Regions from separate parts of the Homo sapiens genome. Here region 1 is linked to region 2. Evidence: chromatin loops called from intact Hi-C (ENCODE). Cell type or tissue: Caco-2. All regions are shown on one strand. Each heading gives the region's core, and the rest is flanking DNA. Links, peaks and the distances in the headings are about the cores only.

The links. Peaks named below come from ENCODE experiments on the same cell type or tissue, not always from the same donor. Only the 100,000 strongest peaks of a DNase experiment are listed, where the experiment ranks them.
Region 1: a loop joins it to region 2, with 2.7 times the contacts of the local background. A loop is called at or near these places in 2 of 110 quality-filtered maps.

The regions. Positions count from the first base shown.
Region 1 is chr13:33,088,056-33,096,419 of GRCh38, forward strand. No RefSeq gene overlaps it. Among named protein-coding and RNA genes, the nearest start is that of KL, 76 kb to the left of the region's middle. RefSeq lists an enhancer at 4,251-4,807. In Caco-2, for the core only: no CTCF peak of the experiment used is centred there; a DNase peak (open chromatin) is centred at 3,256.
Region 2 is chr13:33,213,832-33,222,195 of GRCh38, forward strand. All of the region lies in intron 1 of STARD13 (StAR related lipid transfer domain containing 13), which reads right to left. Among named protein-coding and RNA genes, the nearest start is that of STARD13-AS, 60 kb to the right of the region's middle. In Caco-2, for the core only: no CTCF peak of the experiment used is centred there; DNase peaks (open chromatin) are centred at 650, 3,712 and 4,400; H3K4me3 peaks cover 260 bases.

The sequences.
Region 1 (8,364 bases), core at 118-8,117, 130 kb before region 2:
ATAGTTTATTGTCCTAAGTTGTGATGAATTACTGCAGTCACTGCTGAATTGTGAGAGAATACATGCAAACTTCATATTAGCACATTTTATTATTGATTATTTAATAAACACTTCAAAAGCCAACAAGGAGGTTAATTTAGAGAACCTCCTCCTCATAGTCAGTCCTTGACACAAGCAGACTCAGCTACATGGGTTTGTTTCAAGAGTAAGTAAGACTAAGAGTAAGTCAGAGTTTGGAATTATTCTGTTTTGCTGTGGGCATAATTCAATTCCAGTTTCCAATCCCTGTGATTTTTTAAAACTGTCAATTTGAAATAAACAGGGACAACATAGTGATTGTAAAGAGGAAGAACCAGAACTTGAGTTAATTGAATTCTATCATTTAATGTGATCACTTGGAACTTTTATTTTTGCTTAAAGTTTAGAACTGTGAAGGATATTGAGAAGGCACTTCACACCCACCGAGAGGCTCTAATCCAGAAGACTGACAATAACACGAGTTGGGGCGGATTTGGAGAAAGTTGAATCCTCACACATTGCTGGAGGGGGTGTAAAATAATGCAGCCACTTTGGAAAATAGTTTGGCGGTTCTTTAAAACGTTAAGCAAAAATGTACCATATGGTCCAGCCATTCCACTCCTAGGTATCCACCCAAGAGAAATTAAAACCCACCCTTGGAATCACTCTCAGTCATTTCTGCTATATTCTATTGTTAAGCAAGTCTCTAAATAAAGCCCACACTTAAGGGAAGGAAAATTAAGCTCCACCTCTTGAAGAGAGAGCATCAAATAATTTTTGGACGTATTTTTAAAACACCACTTCCTCTTAACCATTAAGTTTTTTTCTACATTTTTTTAGCAGGGGAGATTTTTATGGCTGGAAAGATGAGAATGCTATAAATAAGAAATAATTTTCCCTTCCTTTTGTCTTCTATTGACATTATATCATGTCAGGTAGAAGCCTATTCCTTCCTTCTGTTTATTCTTGCATAAATATGGCTTTTAAAAGTCTAATTTTATTATTTAAAAAATGTTTTGCATCCTCAGAACGTCTCTGAAAACCTCAATGCATTTTTGGGCTTCAGGCATCCTGAGGTCACTCTTAGAGGCTATGCCCATCTTTTGCATTTGTACTTGGTATTCTGCCCAATTTTCAAGAAAGAAGACATAATTTAGTGCCATTAGATATTACTGTCAGGGACCCCAAAATGCTGAAATCTTGATCACCTCTTCTCAGTCCTTCCCACTAGGCTCTGAAGAATCTCTATGCACAAGAACAATAGCAGAATGGAGTCAAAAGACATCTCTATTAATAGCTGTGCAAATGTCAGAGAACTGCAGTAAAAGGCAAGTAGTCTTTCACTCCTCAGCTTGCATGGGCCAGAGGGCTGGGATGGCAGATTCATCTGTACATGAGGCTTTACTCACTGGCCCAGCTGTGTGCCCACAGGAGCTACACTATGTGTGACACCTGGCAATGCTGTGCTAATAATGTGCTGTGCAAACAATGCCATGAACCCCAGTGAATCACCTTAGCATCTTCTCTCTCCCAGTGGGGTGCTGGGGAGGGCAGAAGTTGCATGGCTGAACAAGAAGTGGAAGATGTCCCTGCAAATGTGCCCCGTCACCTTTTTAGGGCCGGCGCTCATCAGAAGTCATGCTGTGCAGGCTCCTGGCCCTTAATGTTTTCTTCATGATGGAGATTCTTTGCAATTATATTCCTCATTTCACTCTCTAGAAGATCCATTCAGCCTAATTCTGCCCTGGGTCTTCCTGAGTTCCACTCTGGGTGGTTCATCTCATTGTCCTGCCATAGAGGAGCCCTCCTCACTAAAGTCAGCAAACAAGTAAATACCACATTGCCTGGAGTTCAGTCCCAGTTGAGTGATGATTTCAGGGAAGTCTCTCATCCTTTCTGTGCCTCAATTTACTCTTTTAAAAAATACAAATAGTATGGACTTGTGAGGACTGATACATAAATTGTATATAATATCAAATTATATGGATATATGTGTGTACATATACATGTGTATATGTATATGTCTATATATAGATAGGAAAATTCCCTGGTATATAGCAGGTATTAGTTCTCATGCTGCTAATAAAGACATAACCAAGACTGGGTAATTTATAAAGGGAAGAGGTTTAATTGACTCACAGTTCAGCAGGGCTGGGGAGGCCTCAGGAAACTTACAATCATGGTAAATCACATGGCGGCAGGAAGGGGAAGAATGAAGAATGAAGAAAAGCGCGGAGAAAATGCGGGCAAAAGCCCCTCACAAAACCATCAGCTCTCATGAGAACTCACTCCCTATCACGAGAACAGCACAGGGAAACCACCCCCATGATTCAATCACCTCCCACGAGTTCCCTCCCCCAACACATGGGGATTACAATTACAATTACAATTCAAGATGAGATTTGGGTGGGGACACAGAGCCAGAGCATGTCAGCATGGAATTGTTGCTGTCTGCTCACTTTTTCCTTAATGGAGATTTTGTTCCATGTATGGTAGGTAATGATCTGAGGCAGGAAGACAAAGAGCAGATAGCATTCAGGGCCTCAAAAGATTCCCCTAATGTGTACAAACATACTAGATCTGAAGTTCTGGTTCACCATGGTTCTTCCTCATTAAGCCGCAGATTTCCACTTGGAAAATTCATTGGTAAAGTGCCATGCCTGCTTGCTGCTGATAGGATTTTCTTATTGTCCAGCAGTATGCAAGTATTCAGCCCTCAGTCTCTCAGAAGAGGGGTCTGAATTCCCTTGTTCCGGGGTTGTGACCTTAACCTTGTCCTGAGATTTATAGCCCCAGAGAGGCTCTCCTCCTGATTTACATAGTTCCTGATGTCACTTTGAGCAGTTTAGTTCCAATCTCTGCAGAACATCTTGACTATGGAATGTGGGAACACGACGAGCTGTTTGTTTTATACTCCCAAATCCTTGAACAAAAGTTACAGAGTGTTTTTCTATCTTCTCAGAGGAAGAAGGCCCCTCTCCCATTCCCATTCAGTTCTACCAAGCAGCAGCTGTTGCTGTGTGTACTGTGTTTAAAATCCCTTTGTTTTATGCAAAAGTATTCTGCTTGATGCCTGCTTTGCAATAATCTGAGCCCTGTACAGTAATCTAGTTATGAGGACTAGAGGACTTAAAAGTATGAACTTTGAGATGTATGGGGAAGATTAGGACAGCCACAAGCCTTCTGAAAATTGAGCAATGCAGTCAAATAATGGCTGTATTTTGTTTGAAATGCTGCATAGCTGGTTTGATGTTTGCATTGGGTTGGCTGATGTCTTTTGTGTTGTGTGCATACCCTAGTGGGCTTATACTGGAATCCCTGAAAACTGGCAGAAAACGAAATAAAAATGTGCCCTCCTTTGCCATTTCCAATTTCTTTTGAGTTGGGCATTCTGTTTTTTGTGGTTCTAGAAGAGAAACATGGTTCTGGAACCTGTGGTTCTTTTGTGTGCCGCCCCAGGCTCAGCCTCACAGACAGAGGCTCCAGCAGGGGCCGGTGATGGATGATGGTGTTTCCCGCTAGTGGCTGCTCTTTAGAGAACATATTTAATTTCGGATGACTGGATAGTGTATTTCTCCCAAGTGATTTTGAATTGCCCATCTCCAGGAAAGACAGGACTCTTTATCTGTGGCTTCTAACTACTCATCGTAGGATTGATTATTAGGCCTGTTTCCTCTTACTTTAATATGTAGATGAGGTAGCAACAGAGAAATTGGAGGACCACAAGGAAAACCAAGCAATAGCACAAAAATCCAGTTGTTCTATATTTTGGTCCAGTGCACCCTGGTTGGGTGCTTCCTCATACAACATCTTCAGCTTGTGTCTGTTTAGAGATGTGCTCCCTTCTCCCTGGGCTCTCACCTCTGTCAGGTGATGTGGGCATTCTCTGAGGTCTTCCTTGGGCAGGAAGTTTCTGACAAAGCTGAGCATTACGGTATTCACTCAAAGTGTATACCACACACAATCTTGGGCATTTCTTCAGTAAATGCTTGATGGGCTTGGAAATCTGAAACACAAAGGCATTAGGGATTCTTCCACAAGAAAAGGTGGGATTTGGGGAATCCGGAAGAATACAAGAAGAGGAACATGAGAAGGGAATACGAGAAGAGGAACAAGGTGAAGGAAGGGTCATGTCAGCAAGGCTGCCAGGAAGAGCTCTTCTGAATTCAAGACAAATTTCTCCTCCCCAGACTGTCCTGGAAATGCGCAGCTCCCCACCCTCCCAGGAGAAGGAGGGACCTGTGCAGGCAGAAATGCTTCTGCCCAGCCTAATCATCTTAGAAGACAAGGTCAGGTCGACTCTCAGGTTTAGGCTTTTGTATGTGGTCGTATAATTTCAGGCTGTTCATTGTTCCAAAAATAGCTCCCACCTACCTGCTGATGCCTGAAATCCATGTAACAGGAGACAAAGCCTCTGATTCCCAATAAAGAGATAAAAGGCTTAATTATGCAAATATGTAGTGAAATAGTTCTGTCTGAAACTCATTCATATTAAAATGTCATCAGTCAGCGTTTCAGCAGGTGGGATGACTGATACACACAGAAACGGGGTTCTGGAACAGGGTGGTACTAAAGAGAAACTTGCTCTACCTTGCTGGGAGGACAAGGTCCCAGCAAGGGAAGGCAGTGAAGCCACAAGTACTACCCACTTTTGCAGGGCTGGTGGTGGCTGGCTTTCCGACTATGCCTGTGGGAAACCAGGGGGTGGTGTTTCCTATGAGGTAACCGGATTTAGGGAAATGAATCAACGCAAGTCCATTGTGTGATTATCTTCTGGAATCAGAGGGTCCAGCCACACCCTATAGATAAGTAGATGGAAGTAGCTCTTCTCCCAAGGTGAAGTGATACATTTTTCCTGCCATCACATTCTATGTTTCTCATATTATGAAGACGTGGGGGAACTCTGCCTTAGAGTGAGGTGGGCTTGGGATCACTGGGGCCCTTGCTTCAAGGTGAAGTGCTCACTCCTTCTCAGCATGGAGGATGAGCTGATAGAGGGGATGGCAGGACAGGCCGGATAGATAAGAGCCTCCAAAGCCAGGTTTGGGTGAATGGGCTCGAAGAGGGGCCACCTTTATTAGCAGCTTTAAGTTATGCTCCACTTCTAACACGCTTCTAGTGTGTTAGTTGAGTCTTATTAGCAGTGACGGCCTAGTCTCAGGTGTGCTGTGGGGATTTAACATACCTACCTACTCAGACCAGCTCCACAGAGAGATGTCAAGGGGAGAATCAGGTCTCCTCTCAAAGCCTGGTCGGTGTTGAGAGAGCAGAAGGGAGATATGCCCAGCAGGCAGTGAGCTGACAGGGTCATTGGCAGCAGGGGCAGTGGTGACGGGGTGGGTGATGAGGACAACAAAGCTGATCCACAGGGCCTGCTCCTGGGCACACGAGAAGTGCTCATATGAGAACTCTCTGAAGTATCTGGTGGCCATTGGGACATGCCAATTTCTGGAAATCAGGACAACCAATGACTTCCCCATTATCATTAGGCATAACAATTAAATGGAGTGGCCTGGGACATGTGGTGTTCTCACATCTGTGCATCCCTTGCTGGCCCTGCTTTCTGACTGCCCGGGAAGATGTAGCCGTCCTTTATCAGCAAGGACAGTTCTCAGAGGACGCATGTGTCTAAGTTGCTGAACTTCTTTTTCTTCACAAGACATAGGTGATCAGCAAATCGATTAATTGATAATTCCCACCAGTGTAGTTTTAGCAATTTGAGTGGAGTGGAAGGAAATGAAAACTCTGACAGGGTGTAGTTTTGAATCGGATCTCTGTAGGGTGTTTCCTCACCATCTTACCCAAAACTGCAACTCTCCCATTGCCCATCTCTTTCCTTTTGTTTTTGTTTTCCTATAGAGCTTACCTGGACAATTATTTATTTAGGTTTTTTTTGGCTGCTTTCTCCACTAGATCATAAGCTCCATGAGGACAGGGAATTTTGTCTGTTTTATTCCCTCATTTTATTCATCTTTTTATTCACTGAATGCCTAAGATAAGTATCTAGCACACAATGAGTGCTTCATACGTGTTTATTGAATGCGTGAAGGAAGCAAATGTTCCTGTTTGTTGTAAACAGGTGTTCAGCATGTGCTAGTTTCAGAAACAATCACAGTTAACTTTTTAGAAGACCAGCTTTGTGTTAGTCCATTCTTGTGTTGCCATAAAGAAATATCTGAGACGGGGTAATTTCTAAAGGAAACAGGTCGGATTGGCTCACAATTCTGCAGGCTATACAGGAAGTGTGGTGCTGACATCTGCTCAGCTTTTGGTGACGGCCACAGGAAGCGTCCAATCACGGAAGAAAGTATAGGGCAAGCTGCGTATCACATGGCAAGAGTGGAAGCAAGAGAGAGGGAGCAAGACAGAAAGACAGGGGAGGTGCCATACACTTTTAAACAACCAGATCTGATGTGAACTCAGAGTGAGAGCTCGCTTATTACTGTGAGGAGGGTGCCAAGCCAAACACTTATCCCCAGGCCCTACTTCCAACCCTGGGGATTACATTTCAACATGAGATTTGGAGGGGACGGACAAATATCCAAACCATATCAAGCTATTTCTCCATCTTCTGTACGATGGGGAGGGTCAAAGCAGTCAAAATCGAAAATAGAAGTGATTTTGTTAGCTTTAGAGTACTCTTCACAGTGTCCCTGGCTTATGGCTTCCTTTCCATGGCTTCTATCATTTTAAAACAATTTTTTTATTGGTGCATAATAATTGTACCTATTTATGGGGTATATGTGATTTTTGTTTTGTTTTGTTTTGTTTTGTTTTTGAGATGGAGTCTTGCTCTGTCACCCAGTCTGGAGTGCAGTGGCGCAATCTCGGCTCACTGCAACTTCTGCCTCCTGGGTTCAAGCAATTCTCCTGTCTCAGCCTCCTGAGTAGCTGGGATTACAGGTGTCCGCCACCATACCCGGCTAATTTTTGTATTTTTAGTAGAGACAGGGTTTCACCATGTTGGCCAGGCTGGTCTCGAACTCCTGACCTCAAGTGATCTGCCCACCTCGGCCTCCCAAAGTGCTGGGATTACAGGCAGGAGCCACCGCTCCTGTCCTATATGTGATATTTTAAAACCTGTATACAATGTGCAATGATCAAATAAGGATAATTAGCATATCCATCACCTCAAACATTTATCACTTCTTTGTGTTAGAGACATTCCAAATCTTCTCTTCCAGCTATTTTGAAATATACTATAAAATCTTGTTAACTACAGTCACCCTACTGTGCTATTGAACACTAGAACTTATTCTATCTAACTGTGTTTTTTTACCCATTAACCAATCTCTCTTTATCTCTCCCTCCCTCCACACCCTTCCTAGCCTCTGGCAACCACCATTCTACTCTCTACCTCCATGAGATTCACTGTTTAGCTCCCACATATGAGTGAGGACATGCGATATTTGTCTTCCCGTCATCAGGGAAATGCAAATCAAAACCACAATGAGATATCATCTCACCCCAGTGAAAATGGCTATTATCAAAAAGAAAATAACAAATGCTGTCAAGGATGCTGAGAAAGACGAATGCTCATACACTGTTAGTAGGGATGTAAATTAGTCCAGCAACCATTGCAAACAATATGGAGGTTCCTCAAAAAACTAAAAATATACCTACCATATGATCTATCAATCGCTGGGTATATATCTGAAGGAAATAAAATCAGCATATTGAGGAGATATCTGTACCCCCATTTTTATTGCAGCACTATTCACAATATTCAAGATATGGAATCAACATAAGTGTCTGTCAGTGGATTACTAGATAAAGAAAATGTATATATAGGCAACAGAATCCTATTCAGGCACAAAAAGAATGAAATCTTGACATTTGCAACTTCTATCATTGTTATGTCCTGTTTAACAAACTGGTTCATTTTAACAAACGCTTATAGAATGATGCAGCAGAAAAGGTCCTAACAGATGAAGTTTCCAAGTTAATTGAGGCATGATCCATGCCCTTAAAAGTCTATAGCCTAGCGGGAGAGTTAGGCTATCAGTGACCTATGACCCACCAGATAGGGAGGTCAATGTAGTCACTGGGGACATGAAGGGGTGGCTGGGCATCACTGGATCATTAAGTACATGGTCAGGAATGACACCACTTAAGTGAGTAAAGTGATATACCCCCAGCCTTGGGCACTGATCATTTCCTTGGGTTTCAGACCTTATATTAGTTAGGGTTCTCTAGAGAAACAGAACAAATAGGAGATATATGTGGAGATTTACTATGAGGAATTAGCTGACATGATTTTGGAGATGGAGAAGTCCCATGACCTGCTGTCACCAAGCTGGAGATCCAAGAAAGCTGCGGTTGTAATTTGGTCTGAGTCTGGAAGCC
Region 2 (8,364 bases), core at 254-8,253:
TTTAATCCTGGGCAGAGAAATCCAGAAATCCTTGGTATAACACTTAGCACAGGGCCTGCTTTAATTAAGATGCTAATGGGCATCAACAAGGAAGCTGCAGTATGGAAAGAACAAAGCCCCAGGTCACGTGGCAAGGCAGGCTGATCACTTTCTAAGCTGGATTTCTTCCACTATTTTGAAGATTACTTCACCTCTCCCGGCCTCACCCAAATCATATATACACTAGAGTTTTCACTTTCATTCGGGGTTCGCATCACAAGCGACTGTGCGATGAAATATTCTAAAAATCTAGCATCTCTTTTAAAGTTCACTTTGAAATTTAAGGAGAAAGCAGACTTAAAGAGGATTCTGAAAGTGTAATGAGCATCATCTCTTTAAACCTCACAAACAAAAAGCACATTCTTCATTTTTTGGTTTTATATCTGACTGCTTTCTAACAATAACTTTACATGACTGGGTTGAAATAAACTTAAAAACCAAACTTGGAGGCATACTTATCTAAAAAGTCTAGGAATCCTAAGCTCCTGAGACTGACTTCTCATTTTGCTGCAAAGCGTGGGTGGCCACAAGCATTCCTGGCAGCTATAAGGCATTTGCTAACGTATTTGACTTTTAAAGTTGTTAATCACACTTATCAACATAGGCAAGCAGCACTGGCCACAAAAGATTAGCTGCTCTACTATAATGCTCCCAGTAATCCAAATGCAGGAACATCCGCGCCGAGTGATAAGTGCATCTGCCAGCTCCACAACCTTTCAGTGACTTCAGAACTTATTAAAGACCTTAGCTTTTAATAAATCCCAGATTTTCTTTTCCATCACCTTACACACAAACACACACATGCAGATACACACACACATGCACACATACACACACACACACACACACACACACACACACACACACATCCCCTGCAATGGTAGCTAAAACCAAATATTCCCAGTGCTGTGCAGTGTATGAGTTTCTAAAACAACCAGAATGTGCTTCAAAACACCACAGACATTGTGAGTTTCAAGGGGGCCATCACTGACAAGAGATTCAGATGCTACTGATCTCCTTTCACAGGTGCTCCTGCAAAAAATGTGTACAACCAGCAGGAAAGGACTTGGTTTCCAGGGAAACAGAATCTTGTTTAAGTCCTTTGGAAGCATTAGGTTCTACTGTAGTTTTTCCCCTCAGACACATAGACTGTTGCTCCTTGCAAAATAATTTATTTAGTGAACAAGAAAATGCTTTGCCCAGCTTAGAGGTAAGTGCATCAGAAAATTCAGGAATAGAATGAGTACTTGGGGGGGGGGGTGGGGGGAAATAAGCACCTCTCACTGAGCCTGCTAGTCTCTGACTGGTGGGATCTTGCTTTCACATAAGGATTCTTCCTTACAAGACCTGAGGTTTCATCTGCAGACATGTTTCTGCCTTGTTGGAGTCATGCTGAAGGCCCCATCCTTGCAGCTTGGGCTCTGCTCTGCCCAGCCGGTCTTAACCCTCAAAGGCTAACAAGTGCTTTACTTCTACAAAACAAAGCAAAAACAGTGAAGATCTATCTCCTATTTCAACCTCTGGCAACTCTCCAAACAGCATCCCCTCATAACCTATAAACATTCTTTCACTTTGTAATATAGCAAATGACTTATTTTTTACACTGAAAACTTTTTTTACTCTGTTCTTTTGATTATGATGTAGTTCAGAGTTTGGATCCAGGATGCTCAGACATAATAATGCTCATGATATTCAAGGTCACTTCTATCACCTGGAGATGTGGCTGCTTCATGGCTTAAATGTGACTGAAGAGTTACTGGAGTGGGGACTAGAACAAGCAGAGAAATCTCATTTTCTAGGCATCTTAAAAGGAAGGCAGAGTATCATTTCCCTGAAGTATTTGAGTGCAGGCCATTTTAAAACCATAGATAGAACAGGAAACTTTTTGTGATCAAAAATATGGTTGGTATCAGAATGGAAGAAAATCTTCACAATCTATACATCTGACAAAGGGCTAATATCCAGAATCTACAACAAACTCAAACAAGTTAGCAAGAAAAAATAAACAATCCCACCAAAAAGTGGGCTAAAGACATGAATAGACAATTCTCAAAAGAAGATATACAAATGGCCAACAAACGTATACAAAAATGCTCAACATCACTAATGATCAGGGAATGCAAATCTTAAAACCACAACGTGATTCCACCTTACTCTTGCAAGAATGGCCATAATAAAAAAAATAAAAAATAAATAGATGTTGGCGTGGATGCGATGAAAAGGGAACACTTTTATGCTGCTGGTGGGAATGTAAACTAATACAACCACTCTGGAAAACAGTGTGGAGATTCTTTAAAGAACTAAAAGTAGAACTGCCATTTGACCCAGCAATCTCACTACTGGGTATCTACTGAGAGGAAAAGAAGTCATTATACGAAAAAGATACTTGCATATGCATGTTTATAGCAGCAAAATTCGCAATTGCAAAAATGTGGAACCAACCCAAATGCCCATCAATCAATGAGTGGATAAAGAAACTGTGGTATATATATACGATAGAATACTACTCATCCATAAAACGAATGAATTAATGGCATTCACAGCAACCTGGGTGGGATTAGAGACTATTAATCTAAGTGAAGTAACTCAGGAATGGAAAACCAAACATCATATATTCTTACTTATAAGTGGGAGCTGAGCTATGAGGATGCAAAGGCATAAGAATGACACAATGGACTTTGGGGACTCTGGGGGAAAGGGTGGGAAGGAGGTGAGGGATAAAAGACTGCAAATTGGGTTTAGTGTATACTGCTAGGGTGACAGGTGCACCAAAATCTCACAAATCACCACTAAGGAACTTGCTCATGTAACCAAACACCGCCTATTCTCCAAAAATCTATGGCAATAAAAAATTTAAATAAATATATGGTTGGTAACATTTGACCATATGTATAGGAGAGGCACCTGACAACCATAACTGAAGCATGCCCTGAGAATGACCGCATTGTCTAAGAAGAATGTGTGTTTGGAGTCCCAAGCTAAGGAATCTGAGAGTGGCCAACCTGGAGTTTCACTTCTTATCCATGAGGGACATTCGAATCCCTGGCCCATCCCTTGGAACACAGGCCATACAGGGAATCAAGGCCTTTAGTTTTGGGTTAAATGGAGGTTGCCAGGTGGAGGGTGCTAAGTAAAAATGCTATATAACTGCATGCTTTTTATAAACAGTAGTGGTCTTCCTGTGTAGTCTGCTATCACTGGACTGCCCCATATGTAAGTCCCCCCAATAAACCCTATGTCTCGTTGGCTGGCTTCAGGTCTCTTCTTTGGCCTCTGGACATGGTACTATCCCTGCTGGAGTCAATAGGGATCTGGCATGACACCATATGACACCTATCATAGCCCACAGGACATGAAATTTGAAAGACATTTCTACTCTTGCAGCTCATTGTTTTTGATGGCATGTGCCAACTAAGTACTGACATGCCACTTGGGGATGAGTGAGGAGGCTGCCCCACCCTTGTGACTCCATGGTGTGAGCACCTCCTGCCTCCTGCCTTTCACCTCCACTGCTTGGCCTCTTCAAAACCCTCTCCATCCAACCTGCTCCTGTCAAATATGTCTCTTGTCAGACTGAGCAATGTCAGACTGAGAGCATTTATTTCATGGGCAGGAAGCCAGAGTGGCTGCTGTGATGTCTGACTGCACGTGTGGTGCAAGCACACAGGGGAAGGGGGCCTTAGATTTTCTCAGGTCAAGGAGGACCATGCGGCCTGGCCTTCTCCACTTAGCGCTGCATGAGCTCACTGGGCTGGCATCAGAAAGCCCTTCCAAAACAGGAAGATACAAGATAAAACCTCCAAGAGAGCAAGGGAGGAGAGTGATGCTCCCTCTGGGAAGAATGCACCAAGCCAGAAATAAACACCTTCATGAAAAATATTTTAAAAGTTAAGCTCAAAATTGTTTTTTAAATGCAGCTTTACTGAAAAAACTATAAGCTCAGAGTCTCTGCTGGGGCAAGGATAAACAAAGCACGGTTCTTTCCAACAGGAAGCCCTCAGTCTAGCAGGACAGGTAAATCAGGCGAGTGATTTATTTTAAAAGAGAAAGACAAGGGAAATGAACATTTACTGAGTGTCTACTTCATGGCAAAGCTTGGAGCAGACTATATTACACACACATACACACACACACACAAATTCACACACATCTCATTTTATTCCACTTTACAGAGGAGAAAACAAAAGCTCATAGATTTCAATGGTGTCAAAAGTTACACGGAAGTAGCCAACTTTTTACTGTATGGCAAACATACCTGCTAGCAACAGCTTAGCTTGAGCAACACCCTGAGAGTTACCCTATGGTTTAAGAGGAATGCGTGTTCAGAGTTCCAAGCTAAGGAATCCAGGAGTGGCCAACCAGAGATTCATTCCTTATCTATGAGGAACATCTGAGCCCACGGCCTGTCCCATGGAATGTGGGCTGTCCTGGGGAGTCAGACCCTTTGTTTTGGGTTAAGTGAAGGTTTCCAGGTGAAGGGTAAGTGAAAATGGTACATAAATTGCATGCTTTCTGAAGGTGGTCTCCGTGCTCCTGTCCAGCCTGCCACCACTGGAACACTCTGCATGTAAGTTCTTCTCAATAAACCCTATGTCTCATTTGCTGACTCTTGAGTCTCTCCTTCAGCCTCTTGAACCTGGTGCCATCTCTACTGAAGTGAATAGGGGTCTGGTACGACAATATTCAAATCTAGTTCTCACTCCAAAGCATGTAATTCCAAAGCCCACACTATTCCTACATTATGATGCCTATTTCACTTCATTTGTCTGACTCATAGGAACCTGTTTAACCTCCTTGTTAAATAGAACATTATAAGAAATGCTGCCATACCTTAACACAGCAGAGTACTATATAAATTCAGATGGCATTATTGTAACATATCTTTCATTCAGTTGTCTGTGAAGAACAGATAGTAGTTTATATATTTGTGAAACTCAGCATTAAGATTTTGATATTAAAAAGACAGGGAAGGATACTCTGTGATAAATACGAATTAGGTCACATCATTCTATGCTTGGTTATGCTGAACAACACGGCACTGAAAAAACAGAGAATACCTGTAAGATTATTTCTTCTAAAGGAGAACCTAAAGGTAAACCTAGAACTTGGATGACTCTACAAATAAGGGCCCTGGAAATCTACAGGGCGTCTTCCCTTTCTAATTTTAAAAATATAACAATCGTGTTTACTATATCTATTGTGAAATACAATTACAGGGTACTATGTAAGATGCTAAGGGGTGGATAAATCTCAGAATAAATAAATAAAAGTAACTTTCCATGGACTGAGGGAGACGGTCACCATGCAGTACGCCACAGTTCCAGGGCATGACTGTAGAGCAGGGAAAAGTACTGCAAAGACACCAATCTTTCTTTGATGTGTGTCCCTTTCTTCCCTTTGAGTTGGGTTCCTGCTGATCCTGAGGGAACCCCTCTTGCTGCTCCTCTGCTTGACCATCTCAGCGCCTCCTTAGAGCTCCAGCTGACTCTCATCCTGCTCCCCCATGCAGGGCTGGTTACATGATTTGTGGATCCCAGTGCAAAATGAAACAAGTATAAAAATAGGTCGGATGCAGGAGGTGGAGCTTGCAGTGAGCTGAGATTGCACCACTGCACTCCAGCCTGGGCGACAGAGTGAGACTCCTTCTCAAAAAAAAAAAAAAAAAAAAAAAAAAAAATAGGTCAGGTGCAGTGGCTCACAGCTGTAATCCTAACACTTTGGGATGCAGAGGCGGGAGGATCACTTGAGGCCAGGAGTTTGAGTCCAGCATGGATAACATAGCAAGACCCCTGGGCACGGTGGTGCATGCCTGTAGTCCTAGCTACTTGGGAGGCCAAGGCAGGAGGATCTTGAGCCCAGGAGTTCAAGGTTGCAGTGAGCTATGATCACGCCACTGTACTCCACCATGGGCGACAAAGCAAAATCCTGTCTCTAAAAACAAACAAAAAAAAAAAAAGAAAGAAAGAAAGAAAGAAGAAAAGAGAAGAAAAGTATAAAAATAGACAACTGCAGATTCCAGACTGAAATACTGATGGGTAGAGGAACGCTTTTCCATGATATACCCACAGCACCTTATCAAAAAGTTACAATCAGACGCCTGTTCCTGCTTTAACTTTTTTCTTCCACAGCACATTTCACCTTCACACTGGTTGCTCACTTTTTGGCTTTAATGCCTGTCTTTTCCTGGATTAAAAACTTGATGAGGCAGGGATGTTTTTCTGTTTTGGACATTGATATATCTTCAGTGGGTAGAGCACTGCTGGCACATAATAGGCATTCAAATATAAAACACCTGAATCATACAAATGGAGAACACATGTGAAAACTAGCTGATATAGCAAACTGAATGGCTAGAAAACTTTACACAATAATAAGGGAATGAATTTCCTCAGGGTCATGAAACACATTGATCTGAAATTCATGGAAATAACTCTAATTATTTATTATTTTAGATTCTAGAGAATGAGTATCAGCTGGTTGTAGACAATGAATATTAGCTATAAGGGTGAAGATGATCCCTTATAAAAATGACTGCATTTAGGCCAGGCGTGGTGGCTCACGCCTGTAATCCCAGCACTTTGGGAGGCTGAGGCAGGTGGATCATGAGGTCAGGAGTTCGAGACCAGCCTGGCCAACATAGTGAAACCTCGTCTCTACTAAAAATACAAAAAATTAGCCGGGTGTGGTGGCGGGTGCCTGTAGTCCCAGCCACTTGGGAGGCTGAGGCAGAAGAATTGTTTGAACCTGGGAGGCGGAGGTTGCAGTGAGCCAAGATTGTGCCACTACACTCCAGCCTGGGCAACAGAGCAAGATTCCATCTCAAAAAATAAATAAATAAATAAAATAAAGGCTGCATTTAATATTTGATATCTCTAGAAAACAGTTGACTGAAAGTCATCCAGGTTCTGATTCTAATGGATTACACTATGTCATTAATTGTTTCCATAATTCAGAACAACAAAAGAATAGCATTTTTATATTAACAGAAAATGTTTGCCTTCTATAAAATGAATGGAGGGATACAAAGTTATAGAGAACTGCAAGAACAGATGAGAGATTTACTGAATATCGTTGGAGCAGTTAGAGGAGTTCACAATAGTCCTTACATTCATTACAATAGTTAACTTACCCCCATATCCATATAGATAAGCCCTGGAAGAGTATTCAGTAGTAGATGGACTACTGAAATGAAAACACTCGTCATCAACTTAAAAAAAAATTGTGGTGAAATAAACCTAACAAAAATTGTACCATGTTAACAATTTTAAAGTGTACATTTCAGTAGCATTAAATATATATTTATGCAACCAATCTCCAGAACTTTTTCATCTTGCAAAACTGAAACTGTATCCACTGAACAACAACTCCCCCTTTCCCTATTCGCCAGCCCCTGGAAACCACTGTTGGATTTTCTGTCTCTATAAGTTTGACTTCTCCAGGTGCCTCATGTAAGTGTTTGTCCATTTGTGATTGGCTTATTTCACTTAGTATAATGTCCTCAAGCTTCACCCATGTTGTAGCACGGTAAACATTTCCTTGCTTTTTAAGGCAGACTAACATCATCATAAACTTTTGCAACTTATGAGAACTGCAAACTGACAGTAGCGCAAAAGCATCAGTCTTACTTTGACATGCATCCCCCTCTTCCCTCTGAGTTGGGTTCCTGCTGATCATCTGAGTGGATCCCTCCTCCTGTTCCTCTGTTCGGCCAACTCAGCTCCTCCTTGGGTCTCCAGCTAACTCTCGTCCCATTCCTCCATGCAGGACTGGCTATAAGACTTGTGGATCCCAGTGCAAAATGAAAACACAGGCCTCTTGCCAAAAAATTATTGATAACTTCTGTCTCAAAGAGATATTTGTACATTCACATTCATAGCAGCATTATTCTCAATACCCAAAAGGTAGAAGCAACCCAAGTACCCATCAGATGAATGGATAAAAAAATGTGGTATATACATACAATGAAATATTACTCAGCTTTAAAAAGCAAGGGCATTAGGCTGGGTGCGGTGGCTCCCACCTGTAATCCCAGCACTTTGGGGAGCCAAGGCAGACAGATCACAAGGTCAAGAGATCGAGACCATCCTGGCCAACATGGTGAAACCCTGTCTCAACTAAAAATATAAAAATTAGCTGGGTGTGGTGGTGCACACCTGCAGTCCTAGCTACTCAGGAGGCTGAGACAGGAGAACTGCTTGAACCCGGGAGGTAGAGGTTGCAGTGAGCCGAGATCACACCACTGCACTCCAGCCTGGCAACAGAGCGAGACTCCATCTCAAAAAAAAAAGGGGCATTCTGACCTATGCTGCGACATGAGTGAAGCTT